Regions from separate parts of the Homo sapiens genome. Here region 2 is linked to region 1. Evidence: read pairs that join two places in POLR2A ChIA-PET (ENCODE). Cell type or tissue: HepG2. All regions are shown on one strand.

Region 1 (8,000 bases):
ACGATGAACCCCCTGAGGAGGGCCTGTGGCCTCATGATGAGGGTGGCCCAGGCCGCCATGCCTCAGCCAAGGAACACCGGCACGGTGACCACGGGCGGCACTCAGGCCGCCACACTGGTGAGGAGCCGGGACGGCGTGCTGCCAAACCACACGCTCGGGACCTGGGTCGCCATGAGGCCCGGCCCCACTCTCAGCCCAGCTCTGCTCCAGCTATGCCGAAGAAGGGTCAGCCTGGGTATCCCAGCTCTGCTGAGTACTCACAGCCATCCCGTGCTTCATCCGCATACCATCATGCCTCTGACAGCAAGAAGGGCTCCCGGCAAGCCCACTCCGGGCCCGCTGCACTGCAGTCAAAGGCAGAACCCCAGGCGCAGCCGCAGCTGCAAGGTCGGCAGGCAGCTCCAGGACCACAGCAGTCACAGTCACCATCATCCAGGCAAATACCCTCTGGGGCAGCATCACGCCAGCCACAGACACAGCAGCAGCAGCAAGGTCTTGGGCTGCAGCCCCCACAGCAGGCTCTGACACAGGCTCGGCTGCAGCAACAGAGCCAGCCAACCACCCGGGGCTCAGCCCCTGCTGCCAGCCAGCCTGCAGGGAAGCCTCAGCCAGGCCCCAGCACAGCCACAGGTCCTCAACCAGCAGGACCGGTAAGCAGAGCTCCCATGCATGGGTTGTAACCAGGGAAGATGCTATGAATGAAGCTTGGACATCCCCTTGGTTCCAGGCTGGGCATGGGCAGAATCTTAGCTATAGGTTCTGTGTTGCAGCCACGGGCAGAACAGACAAATGGCTCTAAAGGGACAGCCAAAGCACCGCAACAGGGGAGGGCTCCTCAGGCCCAGCCAGCACCAGGACCTGGACCTGCAGGTGAGCCTATCCTTTGACACCCTTGGCTGTGGCCCAGAGCACCCAGGCTGTTCTCTCTCTATACCACCTGTGCCCTGAGCTCCCCCACACTGCATGCCCTCACTAATCCCTGAGAAGGTGCCCCAGGGGCTGTAGACCTCCCCAGCAGAAAACAAGCCTGGGGTTAGAATAAGCCAATGAGGTCACCAGCACAGGGGCTTTAGGGCCCAAGCAGCTTTGGGCAGAGAAGCAGGAAGGCACTGGTGAGCACAGGGTGGGGACCATGGCTTCTTGCTCCCTCCTTCCTTCCCCTTTCCTGCTCTTCTCTGCCTTTTTTTCCCTTTCTTCTTCTTTCCCTTCCTCAACCTCCTTTTTTCTGCCTTCTCCCACCCCTTGTCTTCCTGTTCTTACCTTCTTCTCTTTATTTCCCTAGCCTCCTTCTCACCTTCCCACCTTATAGGGTACCTGTGTTCAGATTCTCTCGTGGGTACTTGCCCTCTTAGACCCTAAAGAGCCAGGCCGTGCATAGCTCATTATGGCGATTTCTTTCCTCCTAGGTGTGAAGGCTGGAGCCAGGCCTGGAGGAACCCCAGGGGCTCCCGCCGGCCAGCCAGGTGCCGATGGGGAGAGCGTGTTCTCCAAGATCCTCCCTGGCGGGGCAGCCGAGCAAGCTGGCAAACTGACGGAAGGTATGCACTGCCTGCAACTGGTCTGTGGTGGGTGGCTACTCTGGTACAGGCTGGGTCTGTGAGATGATTCCAGACTCAGTCACCCAGGCAGAGGCCAGCCAGAGAGCCCACCTGCTGATGCCCAGTTGTTCTCCGGGCAATCTCTGCCCCTTGGGCTGAGCTTGCCTTCACTATGCCAAGTGGCCCTGACTGGGAGGGGTCTGGCCCAATTTCCTGATGGCTCTCTCCTCTTTCTTTGTCACAGCTGTCTCTGCTTTTGGCAAAAAATTTTCCTCATTCTGGTGACCATGCCCAGCATGGTGAGTACAAGCAGCCTGTACCTTGCCTCTTCTGGGAAAGGCCCGAGGCACTGGGGGTGGGGGTGGGGCTCTAAGTCCGAAGGGGTCCTCTGGGAGGAGTCCAGTCTTCGGCTGGTTCAGTACCCAGAGCTGCAATGTTCCCTTCTCTGAATGTGGGAGGAGAAAAAGGAGGGACACTGTGCACAGAGCCCCTACCATGGGGCCAACACAGTAGGGGTCCCCAGCAAAGGAGGGGCCAAAGCCAGGGCCAGTGCCCTGGCTTTCAAACCATCTGCCATCCCCTGCAGGGCTCTCACAGCACTGGGCTGGCACTGGGTTGTAGGTAGGCCTCCAGGGATGCAACTCCTCTCCAGCCCTCCTCTAAATGCTCCACAGGCTCTTGAAGAAATGAAGAGAGGTATCATTGCTGTGGAAAAATCTCTGGAGTCAGAGGCCTGGGCGCAGCTCTGGACTCTGCGTATAACAGTGAGTGTCAGGATCAGGGTGAGATGGGCCGGAGGAGGGGTGAAGGGCCAAGGCCTGGCTGATGACAGCTAGCCAGTTCTGACAAGTGTGAACTGGGAAGGGCCTGTTGGGTTTCCTTCAGCTGCGATGGGCCCAGCAGCCCTCTACCCCGCAGAGGCAGGGGCCACAGAGCTGCCTGAGATGGTGCCAGACAAGTCAGGTGGCACCCTTGGAGAAGAGCCCAGCACGGCTAACTGCACCTCACAACTTGAAGTCTATGTGCTGGGCACTGAGTTCAAAGTCATCCTGAAGGACCTGGTAGTCTGTGGCACCTGTAGGGGAACATGCTTCTTCCCTGATGTCTGCTGCTGGTGCCTTTGCTCCAGCCACTTGGAAGAGATTAGAGTCCCCAAACCCCACAGAGTCACATCTGCAGCTCTGGGAATGAAGTCAAAACACTCCTGGCTTCACAGGCTGAGCTTGTGGCCCACAGGATAGAAGAGTGGAAGGAGTAGAGAGGCAGACAGGAAGGGACATAGAGGAAAGGGAGTCTCAGCCCCAGACTAAGTCAGCTCAGGGAGAGGGCAGAAGGGCCTCAGGATGGGAGCCCTCACCCTGTCTGGGCTGCAGTGGCCAAGGCAGGTTGGGACACCACTTCCTGGAGCCTGTCCTGGCCCTGGCCCTGGCCCTGGCCTTGGCCCTGCCTCTGTGGGAGGAGGAGGAAGTGCATCATCCTGGGTGGGAGGAGAATCACCTGGCTGTTGGTACAGCTCTGTGCACAGCCAGGACCACTGACCATCATCCCATAGCCCTCGGACCCTCCTCTTCTCCCTCCTTGCCCCTTCAGGGTGCTTCTCACGGTGCACAAGCATGTATGTGTTATCCATGGCGGGGCCTGGCGGTCAGTGAGCAGGTCACTTCAAGGGAGCCCTGGGGCTGGCAGATGCTGGGCCCGGGCCAGCACTGGTTGTGGGAGGGAAGGAGCTAGGTGTGATACCTCACAGGCTACCTTTCTCTGGAAAAGCAGTGGGGCCCTGGAAAGGCCCAGGCTTCCGTCCATTTATTCAACAAATGTTTGTCAAGCCCCAGGTATGTGCCAGGCACTCTTCCAGGATCTGGGGATATGGCAGAGAACAAAACCAAGTCCCTGCCCTCTGAAGCTGACAATCCATTAAAGGAGATAGAGAATAAATAAGTTTAAAAATAAAATTCAATTAAAAAGGTACTTTCTGAAAGTGATGAGTGTTATAAAGCCAGAGAAGCAGAGCTATGGAAGCAGTGGGGTCTGCTCTAGACAAAGTGCTCAGAGCAGAAGATATGTGAGGGAAGCTTGAGGGAGGAGGACGACTGCGGTGGGATGAAAAAAGGGGAGGGAACAGCACTGACGGATGATCGGATGCTGGGATGGGACCAGGGACAGGGCAAAGGCCAGTATAGCCAGGGCCACAGTGGAGGGGAGAGGTGGTCAGGGGTAAAGTCCAAGGGGGTGGGAGCCAGCTGGGGTGGGTTGTGCAGGCCAAGTAAGGAGCCTGGAATTTATTCTAATTACAGTAGCCATAGTGCAGCCCTTAGCGTTCTTCCTGCCTTCACCCTCCCACAGCGGGCTTCCTGCGGCTTCCCGCTCAGCTGATGTTTCCTTGGAGTTGCCCTGGAACAGATGTGAAATCACAAGTGGTGCTGAAAGTGGGGGAAGGAGGGACAGCCCATGGCCTGGATTCATGACAGTACCTACCTTGGGTTTGGGGCCAGGGTATGGCTCCTGAGCAGGGAAAGGAAGCACAGACACAGCTTTGTTCTGCGTCCTGCCACATGGTGTGGTTGGGCCACTGAGACCACTGACTTTATAGTTAAAGAAATCTCCCTTGAGTTCTAGCATTCGGCTAATGATTGGGTCAAGTGGACAGTGCTGCCGTGAGTATCCCTCTCCTGAAATTCTTTACGGCAATTTCAGAGATGGGCTTGGAGAGGTTTGCCATTTCAAACCAAATCCCTTCTCCATCACTCTTAAGCCAAAAAAAAAAAAAAAAAAGGAACTTTTGTTACATTAAAAGAAGTGTCCCTTCCTGGCTGACCTGATTCTTCTTTCTTGCTGTCCTCTCTGTGACCTCCAACCTGCCCAAGCACCCATCTCCCCAAGCCTGAGTGGCATGGCACCCCGTGGGTGAGGAGGTGGCCGCTAGCACAGGCAGATGGCTGAGAGGAATGTGAGGGTGAGAAGCAGCTATCTACAATTCTTGACAGAATCCTTTCTTTTCTTCTTTCCTTCCTCCCTCCCTCCTTTTCTCTTTCAAGCATCTACAATCTGGCAAACCCTTGGCCCAAAGACTCACCAGGTGGGACGTGGCAGGCAGGCCTCAGTTGAGGACGTGATGTTTTCTCACAGCAGCTGCCTGGGTGAAGCATCTGCTGGACAAGTCGGACCACTGGCCAGGGGACCTTTGATTGTCTTTCCAGAGATGCTGCTCTCTGCAGGGCACCACCTTCAAGGCACAGCCCTTGTTGGGAGGGAGAACCCTCTCCAGAAACCCTGCCACCATGGTGTCTTGCCGTACTTCCCACAGCCGCCTTTTTGCGGCCTGGCCGGCCAGGCTTCCCGTGCGTTATACACAGAGTTTGGGCACACACTGCCCTCCCTCCGAGATGCCAGAAGTTTTTCCACAGCCTTGGAGAGGGGCTTTGACTGAGGGCTGGGGGCCCTGGGCTCCGTTTCCTTCACATTCCAGCTGGCCCGGATCCCTCTGTGGCACAGGGCCCTGCCCGTCACATGCCCTCTGGGTGACATCGGAGCAGACCTCCATGTGGCCAGGGGTTGGGAGAACTTTACAAACATTAGGACCTAACACTGTCTCATCGCTGAAATAAGAGGCCATAGCACCGAAAAGCAGCGTGGGCGCCGGCTGAGGCTTCTCCCAGCCCGTGGGTGGCAGCGTGCTAGCACACTGCCACCATCTCAAAGCCATCCCCCTAGCCATCGTGAGCATCCCAGCGGCACCGCCATTGTCTCAACCAGCCGGCTCCTCGTCTGTACACCTGGGGATTTCTTTTGATTTCAAGAACAGCCTTAATCATTCCAGTTTGATTTACGTGTATACCTCATAAACATTTTTCTTTTGTTTCTCTCTCCCCCTTTCTCTCTTCTCTTGGCTCACTCCCTTGCCTCTCCCCCTCCACCACCACCTTGTGACTGATGGTTTGGTTTCCTCTCTGCTCTGCCCCTGCTCAGCACAGGGAGAATGTTGACTTAGAAGCAATAGGGGGCAGCAGGCCACCAAGAGCACAACCCCAGGGCGAGGTCTGGGGAGGCCTCCCAGCCCGCCTCTGTTTACTGTGCAATTCCAGTCGTTCTTAAGCCATCACCAGTGGGTGTACTCAGAGCAGAGGGGCCAGGACTTCTGCCAGCCAAGGGAAAGGCCCAGAGCCCTGTGCGGGGGAATGTGGCACTGTCTATCCATCCGGTGGACTGGGCAGCATTCCTCCCCAGGGCTCTTCCCTTGGGGGCCTCCTTTCATCTGGGGCACAGCCACAAGTCTCATCTCTAACGTTCTATGCAATGAAATATAAACCCTCAATGACAACTGTTAATATTTAATAAATTCCATGTTATGTATAAGGAGTTAATTGCAAACATGCAATTGAGAAACTGGATAGATACACTCATAAAACCCCCACCCCTCCCCACCCCACCCCTGCTCCCATTGTGTGTGTGAAATTCTCAGTCTGTGGCATGTTTGACCTGTGGCAGGACTCGCTGCTGCCAGGTGAGTCACCGCCTGTCCTGCAGTGGAGCATGCACAGCTCGCAGCCTCTTTGCACGATTTCATCCATTTTAAATGCTTGACCCTCTTGCTTGGAGTTCTTTTTGCCTCAGAACCTCTCCTTCAGGAGCACTTCTAGCTGACTTCTGCACAAGCTAGTGAGGACCTGCCAGAATTGTTGCCTGAGCGTGCCAGGCTGCAGGGCAGGCAGTAAAAGGCCCCCACATACCCTGCAGTTTTCTCTGTCCAGGACAGCAGGTAAAAAGGAATCCCCAGAGCAGACGCAATGGTAGGAGCCTGCACAGGATGTGTGTGTATGGACATTCTGAAGGTTTGCTGTAGGATATCTGTCTGTCTGTCATTTTCCCTTCCTACCCCAACCCTGAGCCAGAGGCATCTGACAGCCCTTTCCCAGAGGGCACCACGCAAGGGCAGAGCTGGGCGGCATCCACAGCCAGAGAGGCAGAGGCAAGAGCAGAGCCAGGCTGTGCCCGAGGGACCCCAGCTCTTGACTGCACCTGTTTCATGCCTCTCCTCTGTGGCTAGGAGGCTCAAAGGACTGTGAGCCAGGAGATCTGGGCTGGAGCTAGGGGGTCAATGGATGCTCAGGAAGAGCTGGGCCTTTGGCACTTGTGGTGAGAACAGTTGACAGTGGTCATCTGGAACTGTTCATATAAACAGTGGCTTCAAGCTAAGTTTCTTGTGAAGTTTCTCAATAGCAAATCTTACAGAAGGTCCTGTGTGACCCTCTCTGCATCTGTCCCCAGGACCTATGCTCCCTGCTCACCCCCTTCTCCAAAGCCCAAGCGTCCCGCTGCTCATCAGCTTTTTTACCATTGAGCCAGGAGTGCGGCAGGCAGTACCTGCCTGACCCTTCAAGGCCTGACCTTCGTCCAGAGTGCTCTGGTTTGCACCATGCATTTCTCAGGGGTCCGCATTTCTCATGCTTTTCTATAAGATCTACACACCCCTTCAGAGAGGGCTCCTCGCTCACCTCTGGTAGCTATGGATGGGACAGGAAGCTGCCAACCTTTGTGTTGGACTTAACACCCTTGCCTTTCTGGGACTTGGCCTCACCCCACCCATGGAATACCTGCCTCATCCCAAAGATCAGGTATGGGCTGAATGCAGCCATCTGAGCAAGGGCTGAGGGAAGCCATCACCTAACACCTCTGGCCACCCAGGACCAGGTCTGTGTGGGGATGTGCCTTGGAGACCAAGGCAATAGTCCTTTCCACTACAGGCCAGGGGATGGGACAAGAAGTAGGGAACAGGCAGGGAAATGTTAGGAGGTCAGCCTCCAGCAGGCCTAGTCTCAGGCTCTAAAGTACTGACTTTTCAGCAAATTTCCTTTCTGGCCAAGCCCTCTGAGTTTGAAATTCTGACATCTGCCACTCCTCATCCCCCACTGTACCCACAGGATACATCATCGCCCCTCTGTGAAGGTGGCTGGAGCAGGCCTCTGGTCCATGGACTGTCCTTCCTGGCCCTTGCATGGATGCAGTTGTGACTCTGGGGACAATGCAGCCAGAAGCTGAGGGACCAGCACTTGGTGCCTTGGAAAGTAGAGAGCAACAGACACATCTCCAAATGGGCAAGGAGTCTCTAGCATGCAGCCCAGGCCTTCTCCATACCCCTCTCCCCAGCATCATGAGCAAGGGCATTGCCTCCTCTCTCTGCTCACTTCAGGGCCCAGTGCACTCACTTCACAGTGACAGCCCTCCCCTACAATCCTTGGGCAGAGCATGTGGTCTGAGGGCCCACAGTGAAAGAACAGCAGTGGTGGCAACTATGCCTTGCCTTCTGGAGCCTGTAGGGAGTTTTCCAGGCAGGTCCTTTGCCAGGACAGCATGGTCCTGCCCTGTTGTCCCGTCTGCTCTCCTCTTACCCACCCCCATGCTGTAAATACTTGTCATCATGGACTCCAACAGGGTTAGAGGGACAGGCCTAATCAACTGAAACTC
Region 2 (8,000 bases), 80 kb before region 1:
AGTGCTGGGATTACAGGTGTGAGCCACTGTGTCTGGAACATTGATTGATTTTTGGATGTTCAGTCAACCTTGCATTCCAGAAATAAAGCCCAATAGAAGGATGTACAATACTTCTAATATGCTGCTGAATTCAGTGTGCTAGTATTTTCTTAAGGATGTTTGCATCTCTTTTCATAAGGAAAATTGATCTGTAGTTTTCTTGTAGTATCTTTGTTGATATTAATTTATTTTTGGCTGGGCACAGTGGCTCATGCCTCTAATCCCAGCACTGTGGGAGGCTGAGGTGGGAGGATCACTTGAACTCAGGAGTTCGAGGCTGCAGTGAGCTATGATTGTGTCACTGCATTCCAGCCTGGATGACAGAGCAAGACCCTGTCTGTTATAAAATAAAATTTTTAAAAAATAAATTCTTTTTCAATGGTTAGTAGGATTCACCAGTGAAGACAACTGAGCATAAGCTTTTCTTTGTGGGAAGTTTTAAAATTACTTATTCAGTTTATTTATGTGTTATAGGTCTATTCCGATTTTTCATTTCTTCCTGAGTCAGTTTTGATAGTTTGCATCTTGGAATTTGTCAATTTCATCTAAATTACCTAAGGATGTGTGGTTGTTCATAGTATTCTCTTGCAATCCGATTTATTTATTTATTTATTTATTTATCAAGATGGAGTCTCGCACTGTCGCCCAGGCTGGAGTGCAGTGGCGCGATCTCGGCTCACTGCAAGCTCTGCCTCCCGAGTTCACTCCATTCTCCTGCCTCAGCCTTCTGAGTAGCTGGGACTACAGGTGCCCACCACCATGCCCAGCTAATTTTTATTTTTATTTTTTTTATTTTTAGTAGAGACGGGGTTTCACCGTGTTAGCCAGGAGGGTCTCGATCTCCTGACCTCGTGATCCACCCACCTCGGCTTCCCAAAGTGCTGGGATTACAGACGTGAGCCACCACGCCCGGCCAATCCTTTTAATTTATTTAAGATTGGTAGTAACATCCTTTCTTTTATTTCTGATTTTAGTCATTTGAATCTTTTTTTCTTTGTTAAAAGAAGGCTTATTGATTTTTTTTTTATCTTTTGAAAGAACCATCTTTTGGTTTTATTGTCTTTCTCTATTTTCTATTCTGTATTTCACCTCTAATCTTTATTATTTTCTTCATTATATTTACATTGTGTTTAGTTTGCTCTTCTTTTTCTAAGTATTAAGTCGGAAGTTTAGGTTATTGGTTTGAGGTCTTTTCTCTTTTTTGTTTTATTTTCTATTTTTCATTTTTTTGGGCACTTAGTAGGTGTATATATTTATAAGGTACCTGAGATGTTTTGATACAGGCATGCATCGTGAAATAAGCACACCATGGAGAATGGGGTATCCATCCCCTCAAGCATTTATCCTTTGAGTTACAAACAATCCAATCACATTCTTTAAGTTATTTAAAAATATACAATTAAGTTATTATTGACTATAGTCACCTTGTTGTGCTATCAAATAGTAGGTCTTATTCATTCTTTCTAACTATTTTTTTGTGTACCCATTAACCATCCTCACCTCTTCCACCACCCTCCCACTACCCTTCCCAGCCTCTGGTAACTATCCTTCTCTTCTCCATGTTCATGGGTTCAATTGTTTTGATTTTCAGATCCCACGAATAAGTGAGAACATGCGATGTTTGTCTTTCTGTGCCTGGCTTATTTCATTTAACATAATGATCTCTAGTTCTGGCCGTATTGTTGCAAATGACTGTATCTCATTCTTTTTTTATGGCTGAGTAGTACTCCACTGTATATACGTGCCACATTTTCTTTATCCATTCAGCTGTTGTTAGACACCTAGGTTGCTTCGAAATCTTAGCTATTATAAACAGTGCTGCGACAAACTCAGGAGTGCAGATATCTCTTCAATATATTGATTTCCTTTCTTTTGGGTGGATACCCAGTGGTGGGATTGATGGATCATATGGTAGCCCAATTTTTAGTTGTTTTTTTTTTAATTTTAATTTTTATTTTATTGAATTATTTTTGGTGTGTCTAGGTCAAGGAAAGAGGAGATCGTGGGTGGGGAAACAGACTGAGGGAATCAGAAGCACCACTGTCCATCCGGAATTAAATCCACATCCCAGTATCTTCTGCACATATTTCACTAATTATTTCCTCTCGGAACTCCTCCCCTCGTGCTTCTTCCTCTGGTGAGGCCGGCGCTCCCTTCCCAGGCCGCAGCGGACAGACAGGGATTGGGTTTCGTGTGCCTGCCACACCAGGCAGGCTCTTGCGGCTCCCAACTAGGCGGCCTTGCACTCCGTGTGCACTGGCCACACATCCTTGCCTCCTCCACCCGGTCCGCCGCCGGTTTCCTTGGAAGTTAAATCTTGGAGGATTTGTCCACACCCCTCACGTTTCTTCAGCCGCCCCTGGGCGCTGCGTCTAACCCCAATTTTTAGTTTTTTGAGAAACCTCCAAACTGTTCTTCATAGTGGTTGTACTAATTTACATTCCCACTAACAGTGTACAAGGGTTCCCTTTTCTCTACATCCTTGCCAGCATTTGTTATTGCCTGTCTTTTGGATAAAAGCCATTTTAACTGGGGTGAGATGATACCTCATTTAGTTTTGATTTGCATTTCTCTGATGATCAATGATGTTGAATACCTTTTTATATGCCTGTTTGCCATTCGTGTGTCTTCTTTTGAGAAATGTCTATTCAGATCTTTTGTTCATTTTTGATCGGATTATTAGATTTTTTTCTATATAGTTGTTTGAGCTCCTTATATATTTTGGTTATTAATCACTTGTCAGATGGTTAGTTTGTACATATTTTATTCCATTCTGTAGGTTGTTCCTTCACTTTTTTGATTGTATCCTTTGCTGTGCAGAAGCTTTTTAACTTGATGTGATTCCATTTGTCCATTTTTGTTTTAGTTGCCTGTGCTTGTTGGGTATTGGTCAAGAAAGTTTTGCCTGGAGATTTTCCCCTATGGTTTCCTATAGTAGTTTCACAGTTTGAGGACTTATATTTAAGTCCTTAATCCATTTTGATTTTATTTTTGTATATGATGAGAGATAGGGGTCTAGTTTCATTCTTCAGCATATGGATATCCAGTTTTCCCAGCTCTATCTATCTATCTATCTATCTATCTATCTATCTATCATTATCTATTTACTTATTTATTTATTCTGAGACAGGGTCTCACTCTGTTGCCCAGGCTGGAGTGCAATGGCACAATCATGGCTCACTGCAGCCTCAACCTCAGCCTCCTGGGTAGCTGGGACTACAGGCACACACCAGCCAATTTTGTGTATTTTCAGTAGAGACAGGGTTTCACCATGTTGCCCAGGCTGGTCTTGAACTCCTGGACTCAAGCAATCCGTCCATCTCAGCTTCCCAGAGTGCTGGGATTACTGGTGTGAGACACCATACCCTACCCCCAGCACCATTTATTGAAGATACTGTCTTTTCTCCAGTGTGTGTTCTTGGCACCTTTGTCAAAAATGAGTTCACTGTAGGTGTGTGGACTTGTTTCTGGGTTTTCTATTCTGTTCCATTGGTGTATGTGCCTTTTTAAAATGCCAGTACAATGTTGTTTTGGTTACTATAGCTCTGTAGTCTAATTTGAAGCCAGGTAATATGATTCTTCCAGCTTTGTTCTTTTTGCTTAGGATAGCTTTGGCTGTTCTGGGTCTTTTGTGGTTTCATATAAATTTTAGGATTTTTTTTTATTCTGTGAAGAATGTCATTGATAGTTTGATAGGGATTGCTTTTAATTTGTAGATTGCTTTGGGTAGTATGGACATTTAAACAATATTGATTCTTCCAATCCATGAATATGGAATATTTTTCCATTTTTTGGTGTCCTCTTCAATTTAATTCTTCAGTGTTTCATAGTTTTCCTTATAGAGATCTTTTACTTCTTTGGTTAAGTTAATTCCTAGGTATTTAATTTTATGTGTGGTTATTGTAAATGTGATTACTTTTTATATTTCTTTTGCACATTGTTCACTGTTGGCATATAGTAATAGAAATACTACTGATTTTTGTATGTTGATTTTGTATCTTGCAACTTTACTGAATTTATCAATTCTAATAGTTTTCTTGTGGCATCTTCCAGTTTTTACAAATATAAGACCATATCATCAGTAAACAGGGATAATTTGACTTCTTCCTTTCCCCTTTGGATCCCCTTTATATCTTTCTCTTGTCTGATTGGACTTAAGTACTGTTGTTACTGGTGGAGGGTCTTGACTACAAGTGGTCCAGGTTCTTGGCATTTTGAACAAAGAATTGGAGAAAACGCACAAAACAAACGAAAGAATGAAGCAATGAAAGCATAGATTTATTGAAATGAAAGTGCACTCCACAGACTGCGAGCAGGCTAGAGCAAGCAGCTCAAGAGTGCTGCTTACACAATTTTCTGGGGTTTAAATAGTCTTTAGATGTTTCCTATTGGTTGCTTGATTTGCTCCCTGTGTAGATGAAGTGGTAGCCTGTGACCAGTATGATTGGTTGTGGAAGGCGATCAGTCAGAGGCTGAAGTGAAGTTACAAAGTTACACCCTATGCAAATGTCTGATTGGTTGCGGGAGAGGACCAATCAGGGGTACTTTCTGTTTCTCATCTGCCATGCAAAAGGAGTAACTTCTGTCATTTTGTTACTTGGGCAGGGAAAGTTGGGGTTTTTCTTTTCTTTTCTTTTCTTTTCTTTTCTTTTCTTTTCTTTTTTTTTTTGAGACAAGAGTCTCGCTCTGTCGCCTGGGCTGGAGTGCAGTGGCGCAATCTCGGCTAACTGCAACCTTCGCCTCCTGGGCTCAAGCGATTCTTCTGCCTCAGCCTCCCAAGTAGCTGGGATTATAGGCGCCTGCTACCACGCCCGGCTAATTTTTGTATTTTTAGTAGAGATGGGGTTTCACCATGTTGGCCAGGCTGGTCTCAAACTCCTGACCTTAGGTAATCTGCCTGCCTCAGCTTCCCAAAGTGCTGGAATTACAGGTGTGAGCCACTGCACCCGGCCGGGATTTTCCTTTTGATTCAGTTCTAGGAAGTCAGTGCAAATTGACCTTAGGTTCCCTTCCTCCAGACCCTATTCTCCTGCCTCACTATGTTGAATAGCAGTGATGACAGTGGGCATCCTTGTCATGTTCCAGATCTTAGAGGAAAGGCTTTCGATTTTTCCCCGTTCAGTATGACACTAGCTGTAGGTCTGTCGTATATGGCTTTCATTATTTTGAGGTATGTTCCTTCTATCCCCAGTTTTTTGAGGGTTTTTTTTAAAATCATGAAGGGATGTTGAATTTTTTCAAATGCTTTTTCAGCATCAATTGAAATGAATCTTTCTTTTCTTGAATATAGGTATTTGCAGCTAGAAATTTCTCTGAGTACTGCTATCACTACATCCAATGTTTTGATATGCAGTGTTTTCATTTTAATTCCTCTCAAAGTACTTTAAAATTTCTTTTGTGATTTCTTCTCTGACCCATGAGTTATTTAGGAATGTGTTGTTCAATTTACACTTATTTGTGAATTCTGCAAATTTATTTCTGTTATTGATTTCTAATTTAATTATATTGTGTTCAGAAAACATTCATTGTATGATTTCAAGTCTTTTCAATTTTTTGAGGTTTGTTTTGTGGCCTAGTTTATGGCCTAATCTGGAGGGTGTTCCGTGTACATTTGAGAAGAGTGCGCATTCTGCTGTTGTTGGGTGGAGTGTTTTTTTTTTTTTGAGACAGAGTCTCGCTCTGTCGCCCAGGCTGGAGTGCAGTGGCGCGATCTCCACGCACTGCAAGCTCCGCCTCCCGCGTTTACGCCATTCTCCTGCCTCAGCCTCCCGAGTAGCTGGGACTACAGGCGCCTGCCACCACGCCTGGCTAAATTTTTTTTTTTTTTGTATTTTTTAGTAGAGACGGGGTTTCAGGATGGTCTCGATCTCCTGACCTTGTGATCCGCCCGCCTCGGCCTCCCAAAGTGCTGGGATTACAGGCGTGAGCCACCGCGCCCGGCCGGGTGGAGTGTTTTTTAAATACCCGTTAGTTCTAATTAGTTTATAGTGTTGCTCAAGTTTTTTATTTTCTTGTTGATCTTCTGCCTAGTTGTTCTATCCATTATTATAAAGTATTGAAGTATCCAATTACTGTTGTTGAATTGTCTATTTCTCCCTTCAATTCCGTCAGTTTTGCATCATGAATTTTGGGGCTCTGTTCTTAGGTCTATGTATGTGTATATGTTTACAAATGTTATATCTTTCTAATGGATTGACCTCTTTATCAATCTTCAATCTTCATTTTCTTTTTCTTTCTTTCTTTCTTTTTTTTTTTGAGATGGAGTCTCACTCTGTCGCCCAGGCTGGAGTGCAGTTGCGCAATCTCAGCTCACAGCAACCTCCGCCTTCCAGGTTCAAGCGATTCTCCTGCCTCAGCCTCCCAAGTAGCTGTGACTACAGGCGCATGCCACCACGCCCGGCTCATTTTTTGTATTTTAGTAGAGACGGTGTTTCACCATGTTACCCAGGGTGGTCTCAATCTCCTGAGCTCAGGCGATCCAACAGCCTTTGGCCTCCTGAAGTGCTGGGATTACAGGCATGAGCCACCATGCCTGGCCAATCTTCATTTTATTTTTCCTTCTTTCTTTTTCTTTGTTTTTTTTTTTTGAGATGGAGTCTCACTCTGTCGCCAGGCTGGAGTGCAGTGGCGCAATCTCAGCTCACTGCAACCTCCGCCTCCCAGGTTCAAGTGATTCTCCTGCCTCAGCCTCCTGAGGAGATGGGACTACAGTCGTGTGCCACCACGCCCAGCTAATTTTTGTATTTTTAGTAGAGACGGGGTTTCACCATGTTGGCCAGGATGGTCTTGATCTCTTAACCTCGTGATCTGCCCGCCTCGGCCTCCTAAAGTGCTGGGATTACAGGTGTGAACCACCACGCCCCGCCAAATCTTCATTTTCAATAACATTTGTTTTGTGTTGTAAAGTCTGTTTGGTCTGGTATTAGTATAGCCATTACAGCTGTCTGTGGTTGCTGTTTGCATGATAATCTTTGCCCATTAAAAAAAATTTCAACCTATTTGTTTCTTTGAATCTAAAATATGTCCTTTAGATAGCCTTTTGTTGGATTCTTTAAAAAAAACAAATCTGATAATCTCTGCCTTTAGATTATTTAATCCATTTTCATTTAATTAACATTATTAATATGGTTGGATTTATATCTGGCATTTTGGTTTTTTACTATTTGTCTCATGCTTTTTTATTTATCTCTTCCACTGTAATTTACTACTTTTTTTTATTAAGTGGGCATTTTCTAGTGTAACATTTTAATTATATATTTTAAAATTATGTGCCTAGTGGTTGCTTTAGGGCTTACAATACACATCTTAATTTATCACAATCTACTTCAAATTAATGCTAACTTAATTCCAGTGAAATATAGAAACTTTACTCCTATACAGCTACGTTACTTCCCCCATTTTTGTGCTATTGTTATATATATTATATCTACATATGTTATAAACCCAATAAAGCATAATAATTATTACACATAATTATATAGTTATAATTGTGACTTTATGTAATATTATATAATGTTATATAACCTTATATGATCTTTTTAAGAGGGTGAGAGAGGCCAGGTTCAGTGGCTCATGCCTGTAATCCCAACACTTTGGGAGGCCGAGGTGGGTGGGTCACTTGAGACCAGGAGTTTGAGACCAGCCTGGCTAACTAACATGGTGAAACCCCGTCTCTACCAAAAATAGTAAAAATTAGCCCTGGGAGGCAGGAGAATCCCTTGAACCCCGGAGGCAGAGGTTGCAGTGAGCTGAGATCACACCATTGTACTCCAGTCTGGGCAGCAGAGTGAGACTCCATCTCAAAAAAAAAAAAGAAAAAAAGAAGCTGAGAGGAATAAAAGGAGAGCAAGTGTATATTTGTAGAGTTTGTTGTATATCGGCCCTCTTATTTACCATTCCTGTGGGTTCAAGTTACTATCTGATCATTTCCTTACTTCAATACAGCTTTGTTCCCACTTACC

Evidence for each region. ChIA-PET counts read pairs that join two places held together with the same protein. Peaks named below come from ENCODE experiments on the same cell type or tissue, not always from the same donor. Only the 100,000 strongest peaks of a DNase experiment are listed, where the experiment ranks them.
Region 2: POLR2A ChIA-PET joins it to region 1 with 10 read pairs; 6 of 35 experiments call an interaction of 5 or more read pairs at or near these places.

Annotation. Positions count from the first base shown.
Region 1 is chr3:49,663,017-49,671,016 of GRCh38, forward strand. It overlaps BSN (bassoon presynaptic cytomatrix protein), which reads left to right. Exons shown (of 12, transcript NM_003458.4): 7 at 1-650; 8 at 771-870; 9 at 1,407-1,538; 10 at 1,783-1,837; 11 at 2,213-2,302; 12 at 4,574-8,000. The coding sequence ends at 1,823. Among named protein-coding and RNA genes, the nearest start is that of APEH, 7.3 kb to the right of the region's middle. RefSeq lists a silencer at 3,580-3,874 and an enhancer at 3,580-3,874. In HepG2, a CTCF peak has its summit at 5,540 (motif pointing right); DNase peaks (open chromatin) are centred at 2,975, 3,755 and 5,585.
Region 2 is chr3:49,583,231-49,591,230 of GRCh38, forward strand. All of the region lies in intron 1 of BSN (bassoon presynaptic cytomatrix protein), which reads left to right. Among named protein-coding and RNA genes, the nearest start is that of BSN, 33 kb to the left of the region's middle. In HepG2, no CTCF peak of the experiment used is centred here; a DNase peak (open chromatin) is centred at 4,501; H3K4me3 peaks cover 1,567 bases.